Regions from separate parts of the Homo sapiens genome. Here region 1 is linked to region 2. The links are chromatin contacts, found by Hi-C or POLR2A ChIA-PET in ENCODE. All regions are on one chromosome and are shown on one strand. Each heading gives the region's core, a stretch centred on a gene start or an enhancer-like site at or near the end of the contact. The rest is flanking DNA. Distances are from core to core; before and after follow the strand shown.

Region 1 (7,345 bases), core at 2,437-4,936, 61 kb before region 2:
TCCAGGGTCTGCTGCTGGTGGTTTTGTGTTTTAGGGTTTTGAATTCTGGCTTTTCCTTCTGCAGGCATCAGCAGGACTCAGACCTCTCAGCAGCGTGCTCTGACGCTGACCTCCACAGACACAAAAAAAAGAAGAAGAAAAAGAAGAGACATTCAAGAAAATCAGAGGACTTTGTTAAAGATTCAGAACTGCACTTACCCAGGGTCACCAGCTTGGAGACTGTCGCCCAGTTCCGGAGAGCCCAGGGTGGCTTTCCTCTCTCTGGTGGCCCGCCTCTGGAAGGCGTCGGACCTTTCCGTGAGAAAACGAAACACTTACGGATGGAAAGCAGGGATGACAGGTGTCGTCTCTTTGAGTATGGCCAGGGTAAGAGGAGATACTTGGAATTAGGAAGATAGAAACTATTTCTTAATACATTTTCTTTGCAAAGGTGATTAACATGTAGAAAGAAAACCTCAGGTGGCATCAAAGGGCACAGTTACTCAGAGCACCCCTGCCCTGCCTGGTCTGGCCTCAGTGCTCATCCCTGCAGTGTGGTTCCGTTGCACAGTTAAGCCCTTAGCGTTTATTGAAGGCCTAAGTGACACAGGACTGAGGGCAGCACTACCTGTGTCACCAAAGCCCTGGAACGTACAGCTCTAGGCATCTGACTTTGCCTTGCAAAGGACCAGAACTCTTGGTTTGGTTTGGTTTTATTTTATTTTATTTTATTTATTTTATTTTTTGAGACGGAGTCTTGCTCTATTGCCCAGGCTGGAGTGCAGTGGCGGCGATCTCAGCTCACTGCAACCTCTGCCTCCCAGGTTCATGCTGTTCTCCTGCCTCAGCCTCCTGAGTAGCCGGGACTACAGGCGCCCGCCACCACGCCCGGCTAAATTTTGTGTTTTTAGTAGAGACGGTGTTTCACCGTGTTAGCCAGGATGGTCTCGAGAACTCTTGGTTTTAAAGCATTTTTGATAGAAATACTTTTGCAGCGTATACGTTACTCTCCCGAATCCTTAAACCTGTAGCATTCTGAGTGCACCCTGATGCTCGGTACTGATTTGCTCGCTTGGTTCCTTAGAAGCGTGGGCACCAGCCTCTGCTTGAGTGACACTGCAGAGGCCTCCATGTGGCAGAGCGCTGGCTGCCCCTGCCAGGTGTCCTGGATTCTCTTCTGCCCTGTGGGGCTGTGTCTCCGTCCTGTGGCCACACGCTGTGCTCTTACTGCACTTGAGGCAGCCCCCCACTTCCTCTCCCGTTGGTGTCCGGTGACCGCTCACCCTCGAGAGGAGCTGTGAGCCTGTTAGAAGCGGATGTCACTCGAGTCAGTGGACCTAGAGCGGAGGCTGGCAAACTGCAGCCCTGGGGCCAACTTCGGCCAGTCACCAGACTTTGTATGAACTTGGAGTTAAGAATGGTTTTAACCTTTTTAAGTGGTTGGAAATAATCCCAAAGAACAATGCGTTTCACATGAAAATGATGTGAAATTCAGACCTCAGTGTCTGTGGCTTGATTGGGGCGCAGCCAGGTGCGTTCCCACGCTGTCTGGCGGCTTCGCTGTCACTGCCTGGCAGAGGTGAGTGGCTGCGGCAGGGCAGGGACCGTGTGGCTCGCAAAGCGGAAAATGTTTATTATTGCCCCTTGACAGAAAGGGTTTGTCACCCCTGCCTGGACGCCCATTGTTTGTGTTCACGTGTGAAGCGCATCCCCTCCTCCCAGGGGCTTTTGACGAATCTTCAGGGCTGCCCTGAGGCCTTTTGCTTCTCGGCTGAGTTGTGGGTTAGGTGGAGCTGTGTGTTCTGGGGAAGGCCTGTCCCTCCCAGCAGCCCAGAGCCAGCATGCATTGTTGATTGAGGGGTAAACGGTCCTTAGAGTGTGTGAGAGAGAGCTGGGGGTTGCGGGGTGAGCCCCATGGGGGACATTTGCCCATGGAGTGCTGGGGAAACAGCCGGAGATGAGGACAGGCACCAGCACTGCCGGTGAGGACGGGTTGCCTGCGGGCCTTGTAGACGTTCTGGACATTTCAGAATTGGTTTTGCGTTCCCATTTCAGCGAATCGGGGAAGGAGATTCGTGAGGGCTGCTTGGTACCCGAGGATCCGAGGATGCAGTGGATGGGCTCATTCTGAGTGTGGTGCAGGCTCCCAGGATCATGGGCTTCCAGCTGGGGCTACTGGGAGACAGTGATGGCCCCCGAGGCAGCTGGTCCAGCGGGAGGGAGGTTGAACGTGATCTTGTTTGCCTCGTGTCTCGGGTGCTGTGGTCAGGCGTTGTCTGTGTGGTGGCCCTGTGTTTCCGTCCCCGTCCCACTGCACCGATGACAGGGTTTGCAGCTGGCGCTTCTGCTGCGAGCAGACTGAGGAGCCTTTCTTGTCCTTCTGAGAAGGCCGCTGCCCGGCCCCGCCTCACCCAGCGTCCTGTGGTCCTGCGGGTCCCCCTCTACCCTGGACTTCGGCCCCTTGTCTTTCTCTTTCAAACTCCTCCTCTGGCTCTGTTCCGCCCAGTTCAGTTCTTGGGCCTGATATCTGTTCTAACATCAGGCTGCGTGTGGGTTGGATGGAGCCCTCAGTCATCACGTAAACCCTTTGACATCAGTAAAACCCTGGGAGCAGCCGCTGAGCGCTGGGACATCCCTGCTCACCTCACTGGGGAGTGGCCTCAGGCGCTCACAGGGAACCGCAGTGACTCTGACCATAGCCACTTAACGCACACACACAGCAGAGGCCCTGGCGATTTTGCAACCATCATTAAAATCTCTTTCCTGACCTTTGCTTTCTAGGTGATTGAAAACTCAGCCTCAAAACAAAAAATTCACTAGTTATGGTAAGCTGTTTTCCTGTCTGTTTCCTCATTGTTTGTGGTGGCGCTGAGGGGACGCAGGCAGAGGAGTTTTAATTCTGCGGCTCTGCCTGGGGGCTGGGCTCATAGGAGTTGGCAGAGCCATGGAGAGGCCCCGGCAGGTTCCCAGCCAGCCCAGACCCAGGCCACGCGCTTGGGGACAGACCTAGACCCTCCACCTCATCACGTTTGCATTACTGGCTGGGGAAGACCCGCATCCTTCACGCAGGCAGAGTCGCCCTGTTCCCTTGTGCCTCACTTGGGAAAAGCCAACCCGGCTCACAGCGGCAGAGCCCACGGGCCTTTGATAAACATCTGGGAAGGGAGAGGCCCGGTCCCCAGCACAGGCACCTCACTCAGGAGAGCGGAGCCTTGCTCCCTCGTCCGTCCCGTCCCCTGTGCTGCTGTCTGCGCCCCGAGGTGGCACTGAGCTGGAGCCAGCACCCCCCCAGCAGCCACCGTACAAAACCATAGGAAGGTGGCCCAGGGCCGGGCGGCAGATCAGGACCTCGGAGCTGTGGGGCTTTGTTGGATCACTTCACACAGCGGTCCTGGGAGAGTCACTGGTTTTATACCTGACCCTTGTGGAGCTAGAGGGGACAGTGAACCATTTTTCCCTTGAAAGGAAACTTTGTCCAAATGTGTCTGTCACATGTAGTCAGCAAGAGGAATTTAAAATGAATTGCCAAGTGAAGAGTCTGTGGATTAATTGGCCGTTAATTAACAGGCTTTATCAATGTGTCCTCAAGGGAGAGGCCCAACCCTAATTAAGGAGCTAAACTTCCTGAGTGAGGGGCTGTGAGGATGGAGGTGGAGGAGGCATCTGGGGCGGGTGGTGGCCGGGCCCAGCAGATGGCGCCTCCCTGGCTGAGCTGCCCGCACCGCCAGTTCCCTCATTTCCACTCAGGAAGGCAGAGAAGGCAGAGTGATCTCCTCAAGGAAGAGCTTCCCCAGCCTTCGGGAGCAGCTGGCAGGGCGTCCGGGAATAAGCCCTACACGCCGCCGCCTGCCTCCAACTCACTAACCCTGCGCCTCTTGTCTTTCAGATTCAACGCGTTCAACAGAAGCCATCCCCAGCCCAGCTTAAATTATAAAGATAGACAATAACTCTGTTCCAATCTGCGTGGTGCTTCTTTAGTAAATACTGTACAGATTTTACCATGGAGAACTTTTTTTTTAGTTTTTACCTTTTCTTAATTACCCTTATTCCGAATGGACGAACACTTTCTACCACTGCTGACCATTGTAAAATACCGTGTATATAAATCCCATTGAAATAATGCCCTGGAATAGAACATCTCAAATGCTGCTTAATTACAGACTCAGGTCGATTACTTGTATTTCATGTAATGTTCCTCCAAGTTAGACATCTGGTGCAAGACCAACCGGGAGACCATGGAATTGTCAAAAGTACAAACTGACAGTGTGTATATTTAATTTAAAGACTTATTTAAAAACTCACAAGCTCTCACCTAGACTTTGGAGAGCAGTCTGTTTTCTGTAATGTCTGATACTAGAAACTAATTTGCTTATTTTAGTTGTATTCAAGATTTGAAGATGTATTTTATAGACAAGTTCTGTTTTTGAACTTTGTGGAACTGTTCCAATCAATCAATTTCCCAGTTATGATGAGTATTTACATTATGAATGTATAACCCAGACATGATTTGTAAAGCCGACAGTATGTTTCTATTACACAACACTTTTTGATACAGCGTCTCTTGTCTTCACTGATACTGGAGTCTCCGTTGTCTGCTTGGTCCCTTCGAGTTTCTAGTTACAGACACAATCATACTGTGATTTTATTTTTAATATGGATATGCTATCAAACTGTGATACACTTATAATTCACTGGTCCTGCATCAGGAGATGGAGTGGGGAAAACTGTATTTAATACAGTTTGTATCTGAATAATCTGTATGGTTTATACAGTTTGTGTTGTTCAGAGATGTTTAAAGTTTGATCTTTGTTTTTCTAAAGATTAAAAAAGCACTTGCCCCACTGTAAATATACAGCATGTAAAATTTCTATAGTATATAAATGGCAGCAAATCACACACTTGGCGTCTTTTTACTGTTGTTTTCCCCATTTGCTTCCAGACTCCTTCCTGTCATCATCTGAATTCACTTTCTTAAAACCTTCAAGTAAGTGCTCCTGCCGAAGTCGGCACCTTCGGCCAGGCCATCCCACCTCGGACGGGCAAAGGAAAATTGGAGGGGTGTTTGCTGGACCCAACAATATCTGTTTTAAAGAACCAAGTCTTAGGCTTGTTTTAACAATACATGTGATTTTTATTTAGTGAACACAGTATCTGCAAGAGCTCTGACAGCCATCCACCCTCCAATCTTACTTCACTTTACAACCAAGTATCAATAGAGGCTGTTCCTTCATGCGAGCTGTGGGAGTATATACATCATTGAATAACAGACACTCCAGAAATCAACAGATGTACATTATTTACATATTACTATATTTACCGCAAATAGAAATATTTTCTAAGAAAAAAAGTCAATTTGTGGTTTCTGGTCTACCACAGACCTAACTTCTCAGCAAAGCATATCTATGTAGATATCTGCGTTTGTAACTTTAAAAATAGGCATTGCTTTCTATGAAGCACTAAGTGCTGCTCCATCTATAAATAGCTCCTATTTTCAGTTTGGTACCACATTAAACTGCCCCAAAATGTTCTGTGACCCCAAAGACACAAAGTTGCTGCTTATCTGGGTCCAGGGTCAGTACAATTAAACTCAAATATGAACCAGGGCGGCCAGCAAGACAGGCTGGAAGGGCTGTGGCAGTCGCCGCCGCCTCCCCGCGGGGCTCCCCTCACTGCCTCCTGGCCTCTGTCTCTGGAAAAAAGTATCTTTGGCCAGAGTTGGGACTAACAATTCAAGCCCTGCGCTCAGACGTCAGGGTGGGGAGGAGGAGGACTGTGATTGTGACGCGGCCTGCCCAGGGTGAGGGACAAAAAACAGATGTGTCCTGTTTCAGGGCCGTCCTGGTAGCGGCTGGCCCTGCGCAGTCACTGACCCAGAGTTTTCTGGACCAGGCCTGCCTCAAGGATCAGCAGGCATGATGGTCGCACAGCCTTCATGCTAATACTGTCCTAACACAGCCTGGAGCTAGGCGATTTCCTTTGACCACAAAGTACCTGGAGTCTAACTCAGCACCACAGCCTCTGCATGGCTCCCAGGTGCCCACCACCTGGCGAAGCTCATTCACAGATGACAGCAAAGGGGGAGCTTGATCATCTGGCGACTCCTTCCTGCTGCTTCTCCCAACACCCAAAACAGAAAGCTCTGCATCCCCAGGTCACACCTGGGTTGGTCAGAAGAAGGAAACAGCTTGTCCGAGCACAACATGCTGACAGAGCTGGCTGTGGCCAGTCTTGGGTGCCGGGCCAGCCTGAGGGGTGGGCACCGCCGGAGCCGGCCGTCAGTGTGTGGTCTGGGTGGGGGTCCAGGCAGCATTTATTTTCATGGAAGACTGGAGGCCAGAGTTGCATATCTACCAGTCAGGCATTTCAAGAACGCTGACTTGCCTTTCTCAGAACTAAAACTTCCGATTTGAGGTATCAGTAACAAAGCCTAAGAACGTGGGAATGAAAGTCTGATGCAGGACAGGGGTTTCTGGCCTCGGACCCCTCTGCAGTCTAGTGTGACTTAAAGCTACATCAAGGTCAGCCGCAGGGAGGCGAAGGGCCCGCAGCCGCTCGGCCTCCACTTCAAGGCAACTCAAAGAACAGTCTCCGCTGCTGAGAAGGAAACCTAGGTGCACAAAGTCTGAGGTTTTGTCTCTGGACTGGGCATTTTGCACAGGAGTACAGATGCCCTCCAGAGGGTGCAGATTCAAGGTGTGTGTGCCTATGCAGGTGGGGCAGGAAGAGGAAGTCCATAGAGGAAAAGCCAGCCACCAACCCAACAGCCCACTGTGTAACAGGGTCCTGGGGACGCAAATCTCCCGACAGAGAACAGCGTCTGCCACCGGCCCGGGTCGGCCCAAGCACACAATGCCCCCGGTCCAGCCCTGAGCCCTCTCTGTAGGTGGGGCCCAGATCCAGCCTTCCTTGAGCGGAGCACTGGGCACCTCCTATCCTTACATCCACAGCAACCTGACAACCTCCCAGGCGGGCGTGGAGTTTGACCAGTTCCACCACCGGCGTCTATCTGGGTTCTCTACGTGCCGGGCCTCTGCACCCCAGGGCCTGTTCTTCCCTCCTCGTAGGGAGGGCACCTCTCTCAGGACACGGCGCACTACATGGGGTGAGACTGTTTTTAGTTAATTCTGTGTCTATTCATTAAGAAATCTGGTCAAATTAGAAAGTCTGTAAAATAAGCGTTCATTTTGCCACAGGTTTTAAATAGCGATGAATATGGTCAAAAGCCGGTCTAACCTGCTGACCTGTATGAAACGCTGCCATGTGTGTGCATCTAAACAAAACATCAGCAGTTTCACGTGGCTCAGCGTATGGACCATCTGTGTCCAGGGAAAAGGCTGTTTCCTAGGAGTTAGCAGTTACAGCCTAA
Region 2 (6,541 bases), core at 3,219-5,718:
CTGCAACCTCTGCCTCCCAGGTTCAAGTGATTCTCCTGCCTCAGCCTCCCAAGTAGCTGGGATTACAGGCGTGTGCCACCACACCCAGCTAATTTTTCTATTTTTAGTAGAGACAGGGTTTCACCATGTTGGCCAGGCTGGTCTCGAACTCCTAACCTCAGGTGATCCCACCAGCCTCGGCCTCCCAAAGTGCCAAGATTACGGGCATGAACCACTGCTCCTGGCCAATAATCATCTTAAATGTAAAAGGTCTAAATATAAATGTTAAATATTAAAAGATTGGCAGAGTAGAATTTAAAAATTATACATGACCCACCTAGATGCTGTCTACAAAAAACTCACTTCAAATACACGTATTTTATATTCGAATATATTGGCTGAAGTAAAAGGATGAAAAAGATATCATGCAAACATTAATAAAAAGAAAGCAGGTGTGGCTATATTAATAAAACAGCTACAGTAAACTTCAGAGCAAAGAAAACTACCAGAGACAGATACTATATAATGATCCATCAAAAAGACATAGCAATTCTAAATGTATATGCACCAAACAAAGCTGCAAAATATGTGATTCCAGCAACAACAGAGCTGAGAGATATCAACAATTATAGTCAGAGAATTCAATGCCTTTCTCTCTTGTTAATAATTAATGAACCAAAGAATCAGCAAGTATAGAGAAGAACTCACCACCACCATCAACCAACAAAGTCTCAGAAAGATTATAGAACACTCCCACCAACAGCATAATATTCATGTTTTTCAAGACCCCACAGAAAATTGTAGTAGGCTGAATCATTGACCCCCAAAGATATCCAGGTCCTAATCTCTAGAACTTGTGAATGTTAACTTACATGACAAAAGGAACTCTGCAAATAGAATTAAGAATTTTAGATTAAAAAAAAAATAGATGGAGAGCGAGGCATGGTGGCTCATGCCTGTAATCCCAACACTTTGGAAGGCCGAGGTGGGCAGATCACTTGAGCTCTGGAGTTCAAGTCCAGCCTGGGCAACATGACAAAACCTCATCTCTATGAAAAATACAAAAATTAGCCAGGTATGGTGGTGTGCACCTGTAGTTCCAGCTATTCAGGAGGCTGAGGTGGGAGACTTGAGCCGGGGAGGTGGGAGGTTGCAGTGAGCCGAGATCACACCACACTCCAGCCTGGGCAACAGAGCCAGACCCTATCTCAAAAAGAAAAGAAAAAGCATCTTCAATGGAGATGATTATCCTGGATTATCCAGGGGATCTAAATGCAATAAAAAATGTCCATATAAGAAGAAAGCACAGGAGATGTGACACAGAAGAAGGCAACGTGATGACTGAAGCAGGATGCCAGGCTGCTGGGTTTGAAGATGGAGAGAGGGGTCATGGACAAGGAAATGCAGCTCTAGATGCTGGGAAAGGGAAGAAAATGCATTCTCTCCTCCAGATGGAGCACGGCCCATTGGACACCTTCATTTTGGCCCAGTGAAGCTGATTTCAGACTTCTTACTTCTAGAACAGTACAAGAATAAATGTGTGCTATTTTAAGGCACAAAATGTGTGGTAACTTATTACAACAGCCTCGGGAAACAAATACAGAACTAGGGTGCAGCTATAACAAATACCTAAAAATGTGGAACCAGCTTTCAAATTGTAAGGGACAGAGGCTGGAATAATTTTGAAGATGACGATACAGAAAGCCTAGATTGCCTTAAACAGATCACAGAAATGTGGATGTTAAAAACTGTGCCACTTGCCAGGCACGGTGGCTCATGTCTGTAATCCTAGCACTTTGGGAGGCCGAGGCGGGCAGGTCACGAGGTCAGGAGATCGAGACCATCCTGGCCAACATGGCGAAACTCCATCTCTACTAAAAATACAGAAATTAGCTGGGCGTGGTGGCGCACACCTGTAGTCCCAGCTACTTGGGAGGCTGAGGCAGGAGAATCGCTTGAACCCGGGAGGCGGAGGTTGCAGTGAGCCGACACTGTGCCACTGTACTCCAGGCTGGCAACGGGGAGAGACTCCGTCTCAAAAAAAAAAAAAAAAAAAAAAAACTGCCACTGAGGACTCAGGAGAAGTGAGGAGCAGAGTACAGAAAGTCTGTATCATCTTAGAGAATACCTACATCTTCATAAGCACACCGTTGGTAGAAAAATGGACATTAAATGTACTGCTGGTAGGACTCAAAGAAATGAGCCACCTCTTTTTGGAAACTATTATATACTAGCAGAAAACATAGCTGAATTATCTCCTACAACTGTGTGAAAAGCAGAACGTGTAAGTGATGAACTTGGATATTTAATTGAGGCATTTTCCAAGCAGAGTGTTAAAGGTGCAACCTGGTTTCTTCTTGCGCTTATAGTAAAATGCAGAAGAGAGAAATTAAGAGAAACTATTATGCAAAAAGGAACCAGGGCTTAATTTGGGAAATTCTGAGCCTGCATGGATTGCAAAAGACAATAAAATTAGGAGATTCACTGGCAGGAAAAAGTGCTCTAAGGAAAGACAAGGGTGTGGCTGGCCAATGTTTTGCTAGTATGCTGGAAGAATTAAAAGGTGAGAGTATCCATTCACACAGAAAGCTCTTTGAAGAGATTTAAGCCTGTCACTCATGAATCCCCTCAACCCTCTCAGCAAAAGCCAGGAATAGAAACAGAACCGCACAGGTAAGATCTATGGAGGGCCCTCTTGTCCCCTGTGAAATCCCTGTGAAATACAGAGGAGACCCACAAGGTTTTTGAGGATGTTCAAAAAGTAGAAACTCCACTAGCTTGGAATGAAAAAGACTCATTCCTATCAAATTTCCAGTAAGTTTTTTTTTAAGAGATAGCAAAGACCATTCTCAAATTTATAATGGCAAGTCAAAGGAATCAGAATAGCTGGAACAATTTTGAAAAAAAGACAAATTGGAGGAATTATTCTCCTCAATTTCAAGGCTTACATAACTATATTATTCAAGACTGTGGTGTTGGCAGAGGGATAGACACACAGATGAATGGAACAGAAGAGAGAACTCAGAAGAGCCCACACTCAGAGCCAAGTGACTGGGACTACAGGCATGCACCACCACACCCAGCTAATTTTTGTATTTTTTTTTTGGTAGAGACGGGGTTTCACCATGTTTGAGACCACAGTCTGGTCTCAAACTCCTGACCTCAAGTGATCTGCCCGCCTCGGCCTCCCAAAGTGCTGGGATTACAGGGGTGAGCCACCGCGCCTGGCCTAGCCAAGTGATTTTTGACAAAGGTGTAAAAGCGGTCCAATGCAGAACAGATATTCTTTTCAATAAATATTGCTGCAGCAATTGGCTATTCATAGGCAAAAGAATGAAACTTGACCTAAACCTCATATTTTATACAAAATTAACTCAAAGTAGACCATAAGTTTAAATGTAAAACTATAAAACTTTAAAAGAAAACATGAGAAAAATCTTTGAGAGCGAAGGCTTAGTAATGACTGAGAATCCACAAACGTGACTGAGAATCCATAAAAGAAAAAAATAATAAATTGGACATCAAAATTAAAAACTTTTGCTCTGCAAAGCATTAAAAGGATGAAGAGAAGCTACAGACTGGGAGAAAGTCTCGAAACATCCTGTCTCAAAAAAAAAAAAAAAAAAAAACCAAAGGCTGGCAAAGATGTGGACAATCTGGATCTTTCATACATTGCTGGTGGGAACATAAAATGTTATAGCCCTCCGGAAAACAATTTGGCATTTTCTTATAAAACTAAACATACACAGCCGGGCGCGGTGGCTCACACCTGTAATCCCAGCACTTTGGGAGGCCGAGGCAGGTGGAATGCCTGAGCTCAGGAGTTCGAGACCAGCCTGGGCAACACGGTGAAACCCCATCTCTACTAAAATACAAAAAATTAGCCAGGCGTGGTGGCGGGCACCTGTAGTCCCAGCCAATTGGGAGGCAGTGGCAGGAGAATTGCTTGAACACGGGAGGCAAAGGTTGAAGTAAGTCGAGATCGCGCCACTGCACTCCAGCCTAGGCGACAGAGTGAGACCCCTTCTCCAAAAAAAAAACTAAACATACACTTACCATGTGATCCAGCAATATCACCTGAGAAATTTATTTATTCCAGAGAAATTAAAATGTATGCCCACACAAAAACCTGAACATGAATGTTCACAGCAACTTTACTCGTAATATCCTAAGACTGGAAACAACCAAAGTTCTACAATAGGTGGATGGAGAAATAAACTGTGATATATATCCATACCATGGAATATTATCTAGCAATAAAAGTGAATGAACTATTGATACACACAACAGCCTGGTTGGATTGTAAGGGCATTAAGCTGAATTTTTAAAAACCCAGAAACAACCCCAGTCTGAAAAGGTTACATATTATATAATTTGATGTATGTGACATTTCAAAATGATAACATCTCAGAGGTGGAAAATGGATTAGTCATTGTTTGGGGTTTAGGGTGGTTGAGGAGAAGACAACTGGGGTAGTAGGAGGGAGCCTGATAACTTTGTGGTGATGGAACAGTTCTGTATCTTGATTGCAGCGGTGGCTACATCAATCTACGCATGGGTGATGACACAAAACTATACAAACACCTCATACCAATGTCAGCTTCCTGATTTTGATACTGTATTGCAGTTACATAAGATGTAACCAGTGTGAGGAAATGAGTGAAGGGCAAGTGGAACCTTTATGTACTGTTATCTTTGCAACTTTCTGTGAATCTACAAATTAGTTCAAAATGAAGTTAAAAAAAAATTAGGCCAGGCATGGTGGCTCACGCCTGTAACCTCAATACTCAGGGAGAGTGAGGTGGGAGGACAGCTCTACAAAAAATAAAAAGGAAATTAGCCAGACATAGTGAGGCGTGTCTGTGGTCCCAGCTACTGGGAAGGCTGAAGTGGGAGGATCATTTGAAGCCTAGAATCCGAGGCTGCAGTGAGCTATGATGGTGCCACTGCACTCCAGCATGGGTAACAGAGCAAGACGCTGTCAAAAAAACAAAAACAAAAAAAACTAAAAAACAGTCTTTATATTGCATAAGGTAAGGAAAAACCAGATGTTTCCTATACCCTCGTGACCAGACAGAAGGACTTACACATCTGACCTCCAGTCATACAGGTCCTGGCAGCCATTCCAGGGAAAAGCAGCAGGACAGAGCAGAGTATGTGGCAAAGAGCTTTGGTCCCTCCTGCCAGGGTGCCCTTCACAGCCTCTGAGTGAGATGTGATCAAGGTGCTAATGAAAAAGCAGCCAGACTTCCAAAGGCAGAGATGTCAAGGGACATCACGGAAGGAAGATTAGGGCTTAGTCATTTTAAAATGTGATACCAAATGAGCACCTGTCGATAATGCCTAACTCTGTCTCTGTTCTCAAGGCAAGTGCCTCGTGTTCCCCCCCATATCCCTGTCACAGTGATGACACCTGCTGAAGAGAGGAGTCATTAACATTTTAACATACAGAGAAGAATCCCAGGCAAATGTTACTCTCAACTGCTGAGTCTTAAAACTGAATCAATTTTGGCTGGGTGCCTGTAATCCCAGCACTCGGGGAGGCCAAGATGGGTGGATCACAAGTTCAGGAGATGGAGACCATCCTGGTTAATACAGTGAAACCCCGTCTCTACTAAAAATATAAAAACATTAGCCGGGCGTGGTGGCGGGCACCTGTAGTCCCAGCTACTCGGGAGGCTGAGGTGGGAGAATGGCATGAACCAGGGAGGCAGAGGTTGCGGTGAGCTGAGATCGCGCCACTGCACTCCAGCCTGGGCAACAGAGTGAGACTCCGTTTCAAAAAAAAAAAAACAAAACCCAAAAAAGCAAAAAAAAAACTGAACCAATTTTATATAACCATTATACATTATTATAAAGTGTTCCACATTTTCAGGTGACGGTTAACTCTTATTTGACAAAACAGCTAATATGACAAAAGAACATTTTAAAAGGCAGTTTCAAACAACACTCCAGTTGGCCTGCTCATAATAGTCAATCAATCAATAATTAATAAATGTAAAGTGAACTAAACACTTGCTGGCAGCCTTTACTGACAGGTAATTTTTTCCTTCATTATTTGAAGCAAATAAAAATGAATAAGGATGCTTCACTTCTCCTCTTAAATGCAGATGCGGTCTGGCATGTGAGAAGCGCCTCTGCCTGGCTGCCCTTCGTCTGGGAGGCGAGGAGCGCCTCTGCCCGGCCGCCCCGTCTGGGAGGTGGGGGGCGCCTCTGCCCGGCCGCCCCATCTGGGAGGTGAGGAGCGCCTCGGCCCGGCCGCCCCATCTGGGAACTGAGGAGCGCCTGTGCCAGGCCGCCCCGTCTGGGAAGTGAGGAGCGCCTCTGCCAGGCCGCCCCGTCTGGGAAGTGTACCCAACAGCTCTGAAGAGACAGTGACCATCAAGAACGGGCCATGATGACGATGGCGGTTTTGTCGAAAAGAAAAGGGGGAAATGTGGGGAAAAGAAAGAGAGATCAGATTGTTACTGTGTCTGTGTAGAAAGAAGTTGACATAGGAGACATCATTTTGTTCTGTACTAAGAAAAATTATTCTGCCTTGGGATGCTGTTAATCTATAACC

Evidence for each region. Hi-C counts contacts between places; a loop is a spot of excess contacts on that map. ChIA-PET counts read pairs that join two places held with the same protein, here RNA polymerase II (POLR2A). Pooled maps may share reads with other maps.
Region 1: a map of right cardiac atrium shows a loop between it and region 2 (2.4-fold over the local background). The contact joins two enhancer-like sites. A Hi-C loop is called at or near these places in 16 of 168 maps with a recorded cell type or tissue (HepG2, Right ventricle myocardium inferior, aorta and 8 more) and 10 of 50 pooled maps. POLR2A ChIA-PET finds 5 or more read pairs at or near these places in 2 of 52 experiments (OCI-LY7 and T-cell).

What each region holds. Positions count from the first base shown.
Region 1 is chr7:6,156,690-6,164,034 of GRCh38, forward strand. It overlaps USP42 (ubiquitin specific peptidase 42), which reads left to right. Exons shown (of 18, transcript NM_032172.3): 16 at 65-366; 17 at 2,761-2,804; 18 at 3,866-4,875. The coding sequence ends at 2,768. It overlaps CYTH3 (cytohesin 3), which reads right to left. Exons shown (of 13, transcript NM_004227.4): 13 at 5,090-7,345. Among named protein-coding and RNA genes, the nearest start is that of USP42, 55 kb to the left of the region's middle. Within about 2 kb of position 3,687, at least 11 of the 41 ENCODE cell types and tissues checked have a DNase peak (open chromatin) inside an H3K27ac peak, as active enhancers do.
Region 2 is chr7:6,216,988-6,223,528 of GRCh38, forward strand. All of the region lies in intron 1 of CYTH3 (cytohesin 3), which reads right to left. Among named protein-coding and RNA genes, the nearest start is that of CYTH3, 52 kb to the right of the region's middle. RefSeq lists an enhancer at 6,287-6,541. Within about 2 kb of position 4,469, at least 4 of the 41 ENCODE cell types and tissues checked have a DNase peak (open chromatin) inside an H3K27ac peak, as active enhancers do.